Regions from separate parts of the Homo sapiens genome. Here region 2 is linked to region 1. Evidence: chromatin loops called from intact Hi-C (ENCODE). Cell type or tissue: Caco-2. All regions are shown on one strand. Links, peaks and the distances in the headings refer to the core of each region. The heading gives the core; the rest is flanking DNA. Region 1 overlaps SKP2 (S-phase kinase associated protein 2). Region 2 has its middle 95 kb from the start of RANBP3L.

Region 1 (5,385 bases), core at 269-5,268:
TCTATTAGGAAGACATAAGAAATCAGGACCAATTAAAAGAGCAGTAGCAGCCAGGTAATTAAAGTGCTAGAGGAAAATCTGGCATAGTGATGAATGCAGAGGTCAGTAGACCTAACCAATGAAGACTGCATGTGAGACTCCAAAGTCTGGAGGACTTTGTGTTGCAACTTCCATCTTTGCCTTCCCAACTCCTCCAGATTTCAGCTTAAATGGCACCTGCTCAAAGAAGCATTCCCACCCAGGATACCACCACAGGCCCCATGCCCAGATTTGCACATCCATTACCTAACAATGCCTGGCACATAACAGGACTCTATAAATATTTGCCAAATGTATTTATTAGCCCTCTTCATTCAAATGGTGAATGTGCTAATTCTTTATTAGTGTGAATGGCTAACCCTTATTAACCAATTAACGACTATGTGCACAGCACTGTTGGCATATGGAGGGGATGAGGCTGAAGACAAAAACCCAGAGCAGAAGGGAATGTCCTCTATCAGTATAGCTGTAGTCTCTGGGAGATGGGGGCTGGGGCTTCAAGAAAACATGCAACTATGATAAAAGAGACAAGGTCACACAATCAGTAAGTGGCAGAGGGGGAATTTAAACTCAGGTCTGATTTCAAATCATGCCCTTTCCATCCTAGTGGGTTCTAATATTCTATGCTCTCCTCTGTTGTAAGTACAAATTTTGAAAAGGTGAGAATTAAACCCGGACTTGCTATGGAAACAGAAATCAATCAGGGCTAGGGAGTGAGTGGAGGAGGAGAGAGAAAATAAAACAAAGATGCTATCAATGGGTTCACCACCAAATGGAAGGAGCAAGGTCCTAGAAAACACACATACTCAGCTAGCAGCCAAGTACCCAGTGCTCTTACTCAGCTGACCACAGAATGACACTAATCCTAGGGGCCCCGGGTGGGGGTACCACAGCCTGATATGGGCTGCTGTCCCAGCAGATGGGGCAGAAGTTTGTCTTTAATAGCTGCTCTAGCAATAGGCATCCAGGCTGTGATATGCTTAATCTAATTTTCCTTGCCATATTTAATTCTCAAAACATTAGCCATCTGTTTCCTGAATTCATGATGAAACTGCTGCCTGGTCTGTTTGCAGAGAGCGGAAGGAAAAATCCAGAGGTCTTTTCTCCACTTGTCTCTGCTAAATCCAGCAAGGCTGTAGCTGCATACCAGACCCACATTAAAAGACATAATTACTGAGCCCAAGGTCTCCAGTCTTCAATGACATGGACGGCAGTTAAATATACTTCAGGGCCAGGAAAGGGCAAAAACTGGGCCAAACCAGCAAACCTACTACAATCACCCTCACCTACCACTGTTTCCAATTATTTCTCAGGTGCAAACCCAGTTTCCCACTTCTGTAACCTTATCACATCTCATGCTTCCTGAAATTCTCTGGGAAGAGGGCCTTGTTGGAGAGTTTTCTATGCATTCCATCTTTGCAGTGTAGGTAACTCATCTTACTTGACATATTTATTTCTCAGAATATCACTCCACTCATTTATTTCTCAGAACATCACTCCACTCCACTCAGATTCAAGCTGAAAATCCAAAGTAATGCTAATCATAATCAAACTTTTGACTTAAAAAATTGCTGCTCTTTAAGCATAATCAGATTATACTTGCAGAAATGTATACTGAGGACCTGGTACTCATACTTGTTTTTGTGTGTGTGTGCATTTCTTTCAGGGAGTTGGGGGGTGCTCACCTCAGAATTGCTTTTGCTGGCTTGTTTTAAGTAGCAATACCCCATGCTTTCTTTCTGGGGAACTACAAACAGATTGTGCCATCCCAGATGAGTTCTCCTTCCTCTTCCCACAAACCATAAATAATACATTTGAGGCCATGTTGGCTTTGGGTGTTTTTGTTTTTTTGGCTAAGGTGGGCAAAACTGAAAAAAACAAAACACAGCCAAACTTAACAAGGATTCCCCCATGTACCCCTTCAGTCCCACAACCCTTTATTTCTATGAAAGACTTGCTCAACCCTGAGGTGTAGGGGGTGTAATGAAGAAACAACAGAAGCTGGGATTTGGAAAAAATATGGAACAGTGTATAAGCACTATGAGGGCAGGGTCTCTTGCCTGTTATGTTCAGTATTGTAGTCCCAACCTCTAAAACGGTGCTTGAGAAATATTTGCTTAATGGATGAATGAAAGGAAGCTATGGAACAAAGAAAGATGACTGGGAAGATCCCATAAAGGCTCTTCCAGTGCTGAGTTTAGTAACTGTAGACTGAGACTCACATAGATCATGAAATCAATTTAGTGGGTTTGACTAGCATATATGTACATATAAAGAATGAACTAGAACAGAATAGAAAATATCTTAGTAAGGGGAAATACAGTTTTGTAAAACTGCTGTTTCAGATACATACCCAGGATTGCAATGTAAAATATGTTTCTTACTGGTTAAAAAAAAAAAGTTGGAAAAAATGCTTGCCTAAGGGTATTAAGACACAGATTCCCAGGCTCACTCAGGCCAGGACTCCCCGGATCAGAATCTCAGGAATTTTACACTTTGAACAAGTTCCTGTGGGGATTCTGATATACAGTAAATTTTAGTATCTCCAGTCTGACAACCACTTTAGGGTCTGGAATTTCAAGCATTTAAGAGTCATGGAAGAGCTGATCAACAAATTAGTTCACCTCCATTTTCATGGCTATCACCTGTTTAAAGGGTGGGGTGGGGGACAAGCATTTCATGACCATAAATAAAATGCAATTGTCCCCTTTCCGCCTGTTACTGACCTCATTGCTGGGCCATTTCCTCCCCAACTCTTTCCATACACTCACTCCAAGGGCCAATCAGACCTGTTCTAGTACAGGTTGGCCACAGAGCTTTCATCTTCCCAGATAAACGGATGAAGAGGATTTAGTTGCCAGATGTACGGCTGGACTGGGGCCTGCAGGGAGAAACTGCTTAGCAAAGAACCAACAAAAACTTGCAGCCCAGAACCAGTCATCAGATATCTATGTACAGCAGGTGTGGCCTGTTCTACCCTAATCCTGGCAAAGCTAGTAGCCACCTGTCCTGACAACTGCAGACAAAACTCCTTGGAATGACAATCCGGCTCCACTGGAGGCCCAGGCTTCCAAAGGCCCATTGGGAATCCTCTATACCAGCTGTCCCTCATCCTGCATCACTGATTTCACCCTTCCCCACTCCACACCAATTAAGCAATCTCTGTTGTAAGTCCACGTACATTGGTTTCCCTCTGTGCCTCTCCTTAGGTAATAAACATAAAAGTCACCATTCTTTCTCTCTCCCTTCAGATATATACTTTTGAAGTCAGCTTTAACCATCAAGACACTGATTACACCATTTTCAGAGCCCTCTCTTTCCTCAGAATCTCCTTTCTTGCTGAGTGGAAGGAGGAAGATCTTCCACATCCACCTGAATGGGAATCACAGCTCTTATTTTTTATTGTATTTTCTCCTCAACTTGACTTGCAAATTCCTGGGAAATAGCAAAGACTCCGGAAACTTCTGTCTTGTTCCCACAGTGCCTTGCTTAAAAAAAATTCTTTTTCACTTGTGGAAGGGCATATAGCAATCACACTCTATGTCAAAAGCTATCGGCACTGGACAGGTTAATAAAAATCTGTTCATCTTAGCAGGAAGTATCTTTCGCCATATTTGGTTGGTCAAGCACCAGATTGTTAGGGCTACATTCCAGACACAAAGAAGAGCGGTGAACATTAAATTTTGAAGAAAAAAAATTTTATACTAACAGGGTCAGAGTAACAATATTAAAAACAAAAGATAAAAGTCCACTAGCCTCCAAAATTGGTGTCAGGAATTTTGTTGGCTTATGTATTGTTACGTGTCAGTGGCATGCTAAGGGTTTTACGTCATTCTCATTTAATCTTCACGACGACCTGTGAAGTGGGTATTATTACAGCACTCCATTTCACAGATAAAGGAACTAAGGCAAAGAAAGCTCGAATAACTTTCCAAGGCTGATAAACGCAAGAATGAGGATTCAAACCCAGATCTGACTTCACTACAACCCTCTACTGCTTTTCTAACTAATCCAATTCCTGATGTATATTCCCAGACCATAAATTGGGCAAAGTTCTCTTTCCTAAAGAAAAGGCTGAAAACAAACGTATTTATTTTCTTAATTAAAAGTGGAATGCATCTCGAATCCGCATGTCTTCCTGCGCAGGGGCCATGCTAATCTTCTCTGTATTTCCAGTTTCAGTATATGTGCTGCCAAAGCGAGCAACCAACCAATCAACTAAACAACCAATCTATCAACCCTTCTGCAAAGGAAACCAGATGGGAGAATTTATGAATATACTTAAATTACCTTGGGTCTGCAAGACTTCATCTTTAAATGTTTAATCTGTTTCTTCTTCGCCATCATCCCCCACCTGATTTCAATTTAGACTCTGATCACCTCTTCCACAGATGATTTCAACAGCCTCCTAAATTCTGTTGACTTTAATGTGGGAATATATCCGGAATCTGACCACCCTCACCCCCAACAAGACTTCAAGCTTTGGCCAGGTGTGGTGGCTCATGCCTGTAATCCCAGCACTTTGGGAGGCCAAGGCTGGAGGATCGCCTGAGTCCAGGAGTTTGAGACCAGCCTGGGCAAGATGGTGAGAACGCCCCCGCAACCTCCATCTCTACAAAAAATAAAAAAATTGCTGGGCGTGGTGGTGCATGCCTGTAGTCTCAGTTACTTAGGAGGCTGAGGCAGGAGAATCGTTCGAATCCAGGTGAAGACAGTGAGCCAAGAGCAGGTCACTGCATTCCAGCCTGGGCAACAGAGCAAGACTCCGTCTTGAAAATATGAAATTTAAAAAAGACCCTAAGTTTCTACCCTTGATGCCCCTGCAGCTGAGTCTCAACACATCAGTGTGTCATTTTTAGAAGGTTAAATCAGGTCCCATCACAACTCTGCTCAACATTACCTCCAGCCTGATCTCCCCCGACTCTCCCTTTCGCTCATTCCACTCTTAGAATATGGCTTCCCTGTTCCTGGAACAAATACGTCACATTTATGCACCAGGGTCTTTGCAGTGGCTGTTCCTTCTGCTTGGAGCTCTTTTCTCCAAGATATTTGCATGGCACACTCCTTGCCTCCTTTATGTCTTTGCTTAAAGGTCACTGTCCAATTGAGGCTTTCTCTCAATACCTGGTTTAAAAGTGCACTCTATCTTCCCACCCCAAGACCTGCATTCCCTCTTGGCTTGTTCTATTTTTGTTTTTAGCCATAGCTCTTATCACCTTCTAACATACTATATAAAAATAGTTATTGTGTTTATTGTATTCTCTCACTAGAATGGATGCTCCCTGAGAGCAGAAATGTTTGTTGTGCCCACTCCTCTATCTCCAGCACCTGGAACACGGCCTAGCA
Region 2 (5,385 bases), core at 332-5,331, 240 kb before region 1:
CACTTAACTGGGCACACAAAAACTGCAAATGTCTCAGCAGCTCCAAAGCAGAGGAAGGATGAAGGGTGGCTGCCAACCCCACTGCTTTGTGGAAGTTCCACACCTTGCTGAGGACACCTCATGCCTCTCATAGGATCCTGACCTGCTGACGTACAGACAGAATATGTGAGAAATACAGGTAAAGTTGGTTGGTTTTCAAATTTTAGATAAACAGAAATAGAAGTTCCAATTTTTTCTTTCTGCTTCCTGCTGGATGATCTTGTGCTCCCTCAGAGCATATGCTACACACTTGGAGCCGACTCTCCAGTCCATCTTGTTAAAATAAGCAGCTCCACACACAGACTGTGCTCAACAGTAGCCCCCTTGCTTGCCCAGGAACACCATAGAGCTCAGGTGTGTTTCTGCTGTTTCTAATGTAGAAGCATTTTTATGAATGATGGGAAATTTGCTAGTCTTTTCTTATTCCCTTTGTCAATTGCAATTCAGTGTCCAGGAATTATTACCTGATATAAAAATTAAAAATGAACTTCATAGTTTAAAAAAGACATTTTTTAAAAACTCAACTTTGTGGTGGGGGGTAGAGGGAGGGAAGTGAAGGAAAAAGGGGTAGTTCCCTTGACACAGTTTTGGGGTCCATTTTCACGAGAAGAAAAAGGAAAGACAAGCTTTGTACATTAATCATTATATAATATCAAAACATTATTTTATATTAAAATACTCTTGCCATTTAACTCTATACACAAGAACTAAAAATCATTATTTTAGTGAAAGAGAGATGTAGTTCTATATATTCTTTTGTCCTCCTCTATCCCTTTTAGAATGCATCTAGAACAAGCATTCTTAATCTTTTTTGTACCATAAACCCATAGCTGTTTCGTTGTAAACTATAGACAACTTCTCAAAATATTCTTTGTGTGCCAAATATTAATAATATATATAGATTTTCAAAGAAAACCAATTATGCTGAAATATTCAAAAGTCATAAGGTTAAAATAGCAAATATATGAAATACTAATGCACGTGTTTTATACTAACTCATTAAGTAACGAGATCTAATGACAGGTCTATCAGAATTTCAAAGTAATGGTGAGTGTAAACAATACTTTTTGATATCTGCAATAATTATAATGTGATTTTTTAAATCTATAATTTCTACTGTTGACAACATTACTAATAATACTACTATGGTTAGTTGTCCATATTCATAATTGAAGAAAATCCTAAATATTAAATAGCAGTTTATAGAAATAAAAATGCAAGATTTTGCCCATCTAACTTCATGTACCCCTGGCCTTCTCAATAGTGGACCAAGGGAACTAACTTGTGGGTGTAATAGTCACATGCTTTCCAGAAGGTGTCAGACTTGCATTTTGGAAAATTGAAATCTACTTCCTTCTCTAATCCCCCCAAACCAACAAGTCTCCTGACTCACTTTCAAGATAGGTAATCCAGCAGCTGGAATCATTCAAAATTAGATGAAATATGCTTATTTCAAAGACAGACTAAGCACTTCAACAAAACAAATTCTACAAGGGCTAAGAAAGTGCTGTTTAAATGAAGAAGTTTTATAGCAAAGAACCGTCTAAAGAAACAGAATTGTTTTCCGGTCTTTTCAGTATGAAGAAAGGATTTATGTTGTCAGCAAGGATAGACATTGTGAAGTTTCTGAAAATACATCACAGAAAACTTATGGCTGAAGATAGATAATTTATATCCTCGTAGGAGTCCATACAGAGGAGGATTATAGAACAGAAGAGATACTGAAAATCCAGGCTATAGGCAGAGGCTTCTGGATACAAAGCAGGGATTAGGCTATGGCTCTTCCTTTCATCTGAGAATTCTTCACACTCTTCCGGAAAACAAAAGAATTTATTGGAAATCCAGTGCACGGAGTGAAAGATGCTTCCTAAAGAAGTCACTGTTCTTTTATGAACTACATGGGCTTCTAACATATCTAAGGCATATATTATGAATTATTTAGTGGATTTTCTTACATGAATGGGTAATCTACAAATGGGTAGATTCTGATTATGCATGTTGAATTTTGGGGAACTACTTCCCTTTCCCCCTGATTTTTGTATTACAATTTCTGACTGATCTTCATTTGAAAATGAGCCCTGTAATGGTCTGCACTGTTGTTCCAATGATCTGCTGACTCTAGAAAGGACTAATGTCAACTAATGTCAAGCTTGGCCAAGTGACTTGATTTGTTAATGAAATCTAAGCAGCAAGTGACGTGTCAGGCCCAAGCAGAAGTTTTAATAGTCACTGAGTATCTCTGCCATCTCTTTTTCTTTTTCCTCTGCCTTAGGAATGATATATCCCAGATCAAACTGCTTCTTAAGCTCGTGTTATGGAAGAAAAAGACATATGCAACATAATGGCAGCTCACTGCAGCTGAAGTAATATAAGTAAGGAAAAAGCCTTTATTGCTTTAGGCTACTGATGTTTGGAGGTTGGTTGTTTCACAACAAAGCATAGCAAAAACTGATTAATATAGACTCTAACTCTTTAATTTTCCATTTTCTCCCTCCCTTTCCTGGTTCAAGTAGTTATTTTATTATTTTTTTGTTTGAGAAGGAGTCTCCCTCTGTTGCCCAGGCTAGAATGCAGTGGCTCGATCTCTGCTCACTGCAACCTCAGCCTCCTGGATTCAAGAGCTTCTCCAGCCTCAGCCTCCTGAGTAGCTGGGATTACAGGCATGAGACACCAAGCCCGGCTAATTTTTGTATTTTTAGTACAGACAGGATTTCACCATGTTGGCCATGCTGGTCTTGAACTCCTGATCTCAAGTGATCTGCTTCCCTCGGCCTCCCAAAGTGCTGGAATTACAGGCATGAGTCACCGTGCCTGGCCTCAAGTAATCTTGATCTATAAACAAAACAAAAAGACAAATTTATTATGAGTGGCTCTATTTAACAACCACTTCTAAAATAAATAAGAAGGCAAAATCTTATCTTTCTCCTTCTTCAATCTTTCTGTTTCTTTGAAGTTTTATTTGCTTGCTTTTTTCCCCCCAGTCACTAAATCCCATCTGTTAGTGTGTGATTGGCTGTGGAAACTTTCTGGGTTCTTGTCAAAGAGAACATAACTATTTTATTTGGGGACAAGTTGCTGGCTCCTAGAAAAACCTTCTAGATCTCTTAAACTGGGCAGTCACAGTCTTGCTCTTTTTTCTATCATCTATATCTATAAGTCTATCTAAAGATAGACTTTTTTTATAAAGAGACAAAATTTCACTGACTGTATGTTCTAAATTTCAAGGCAGTCCCTATTTCAAATATCTCATCTTATTGACTCAATGGTAAGCACAAGCACCCAATTTTTTCTTCTAAGAATGCTTTAAGAAAATGTATGATTTGGCCAGGCACGGTGGCTCATGTCTGTAATCTCAGACCTTTGGGAGGCCAAGGTGGGCGGATCACTCGAGGTCAGGAGTTCGAGACCAGCCTGGCCAACAGGTGAAACTCTGTCTCTACTAAAAATACAAAAAAATTAGCCAGGCGTGGTTGGGGTGTGGGAGGCTGAAGTCACAGCTGCTCAGGAAGCTGAGGCAGGATAATCGCTTGAACCCGGGAGGCGGAGGTTGCAGTGAACCGAGACCACGCCACTGCACTCCAGCCTGGGTGACAGAGCGAGATTCCGTATCAGAAAAAAAAGAAGAAGAAGAAGGAGAAGGAGAAGGAGAAATGATTCTACTTATATAAAGTTAAAAAATATGCCAAATGAAATTATACTGTTAAGTAAGCACAGTGTTTATCTTTTGAGGAAGGACTAGAGTGGTAATTGGGAAAGGGCATGAGGGGGCTTTGAGCAGTGGTAGTGTTTTATTTCTTATCCTGCACGGATGGACAGATGAGTGTTCACTTTATAGTAATTTGTTTATATTTTTCATTTATGATAATTCATATATATATATAATAGTGTATTTTTCTGCATGATATATGACACTTCAGAATAAAAAATTTTAAAATTATAGTAATTATAGCCAATAGTCTACTGAAAACACATGAAATTAAATGCTTGAGAATTAACAAACTCTAACTTAGATGCCGATTTTGTTGTGTAACAGAGAAAAACACAATCTCACCCATCCTGGCTTTCTTGAGCTAGGAATCAAGCGTAGTTCAATTTAGCACTCTTTTTTCTATATTGAGTGTTCTTGGTTTCTTACAGTTTATGTTTTTTTTTCTTCTACAGCTTATCTGCAGGAAAAACACATTAGTTATGTAATTATATAATAGGTAACTATATATTGCAGTGGATAATTATATGTTGTATAATTAGGTAATTATATATACTATATAATGAACTACACATGTAATAAGTACAGGTGGCCTTCCACATCTGCGGATTCACCCAAGCGTGAATCAAAAATATTTGAAAAAATTGCATCTGTCCTGAACACGACAGACTTTTTCCTTGTCATTATTTTCTAAACAATACAGCATAACAAGTATTTACATAGTATTTACATTGTATTAGGTATTATAAGTAATCTAGAGATGATTTAAACTGTACAAGAGAATGTGTGTAGGTTGTATGCAAATACTATGCCATTTTATATCAGAGACTTGAGCATCCTTGGATATGGGTATCCACAGAAAGTCCTGGAACCAATTTCCTGGGGATACTGAGGAAATTCTACTATTAAATACAGAGTACTGGAGATTTTAAACCTTATCTCTGCCCTGCTGTTATCAGCTAGCAGAGGAGAAACAGTCTAACATATATAACACTCCAATCTAGAAGAGAAAACAATTGAATTCATTAGTTTATTAATAAACTAATTATGTGTTAATGTAATACATGTAATAAATTCTGTATTAAGTACATTAATAAATGATCAATTTTAGAGGCAAAGCTAATGATGCCACACTAAGAGATGCAAAAAGTTTCAATTCTCCCCTTGCCTCTGGATGCTCCCACCATTGCTATCAGAAGTCATCCAATTCTGGGCAGAATCTGACTCTTCAGGGCTCACTTTGATCTTCAAATCTCTTCCATCTGTCTTTTCACACAAGCCTCTTTAAACATGGCTTCAGGCTGACTCCCAGAGCCCTCAGCAGAATGCAGTTCTTTCTATAACTACTAAAAAACTGAGAGCTGACTTTCAGAATTTTTCCTCAGTATGAAGTCAACCAGCTCTGAGCTTTTTGGACAGATCTGTCAGGCGGCTGGAATTCTATCTATGACACAGACAGCCGGGCCTCGGAGGCTCTGATGGTTAGAGGAAGGGAAGGAAATAAAGAGAATGGAGAGAACTGAATTCCCACCTCCCGAAGTTCGCTGAGGACCCATTTCCCAAACATTTTCCCCTACCAACCAACCAAAAAAAAAAAAAAAAAAAGTAGGTAAAGAACAGTCCAAGTTGTGATTTTAAAT

Evidence for each region. Hi-C counts contacts between places; a loop is a spot of excess contacts. Peaks named below come from ENCODE experiments on the same cell type or tissue, not always from the same donor. Only the 100,000 strongest peaks of a DNase experiment are listed, where the experiment ranks them.
Region 2: it touches region 1 in a loop (9-fold over the local background); 2 of 110 quality-filtered maps call a loop at or near these places.

The regions. Positions count from the first base shown.
Region 1 is chr5:36,153,979-36,159,363 of GRCh38, reverse strand. The region is part of intron 2 of SKP2 (S-phase kinase associated protein 2); the gene reads right to left. It also overlaps the pseudogene RNU6-1305P. Among named protein-coding and RNA genes, the nearest start is that of SKP2, 4.6 kb to the right of the region's middle. In Caco-2, for the core only: no CTCF peak of the experiment used is centred there; DNase peaks (open chromatin) are centred at 2,513 and 2,933.
Region 2 is chr5:36,394,331-36,399,715 of GRCh38, reverse strand. No RefSeq gene overlaps it. Among named protein-coding and RNA genes, the nearest start is that of RANBP3L, 95 kb to the right of the region's middle. In Caco-2, for the core only: a CTCF peak has its summit at 1,362 (motif pointing right); DNase peaks (open chromatin) are centred at 2,815 and 3,413.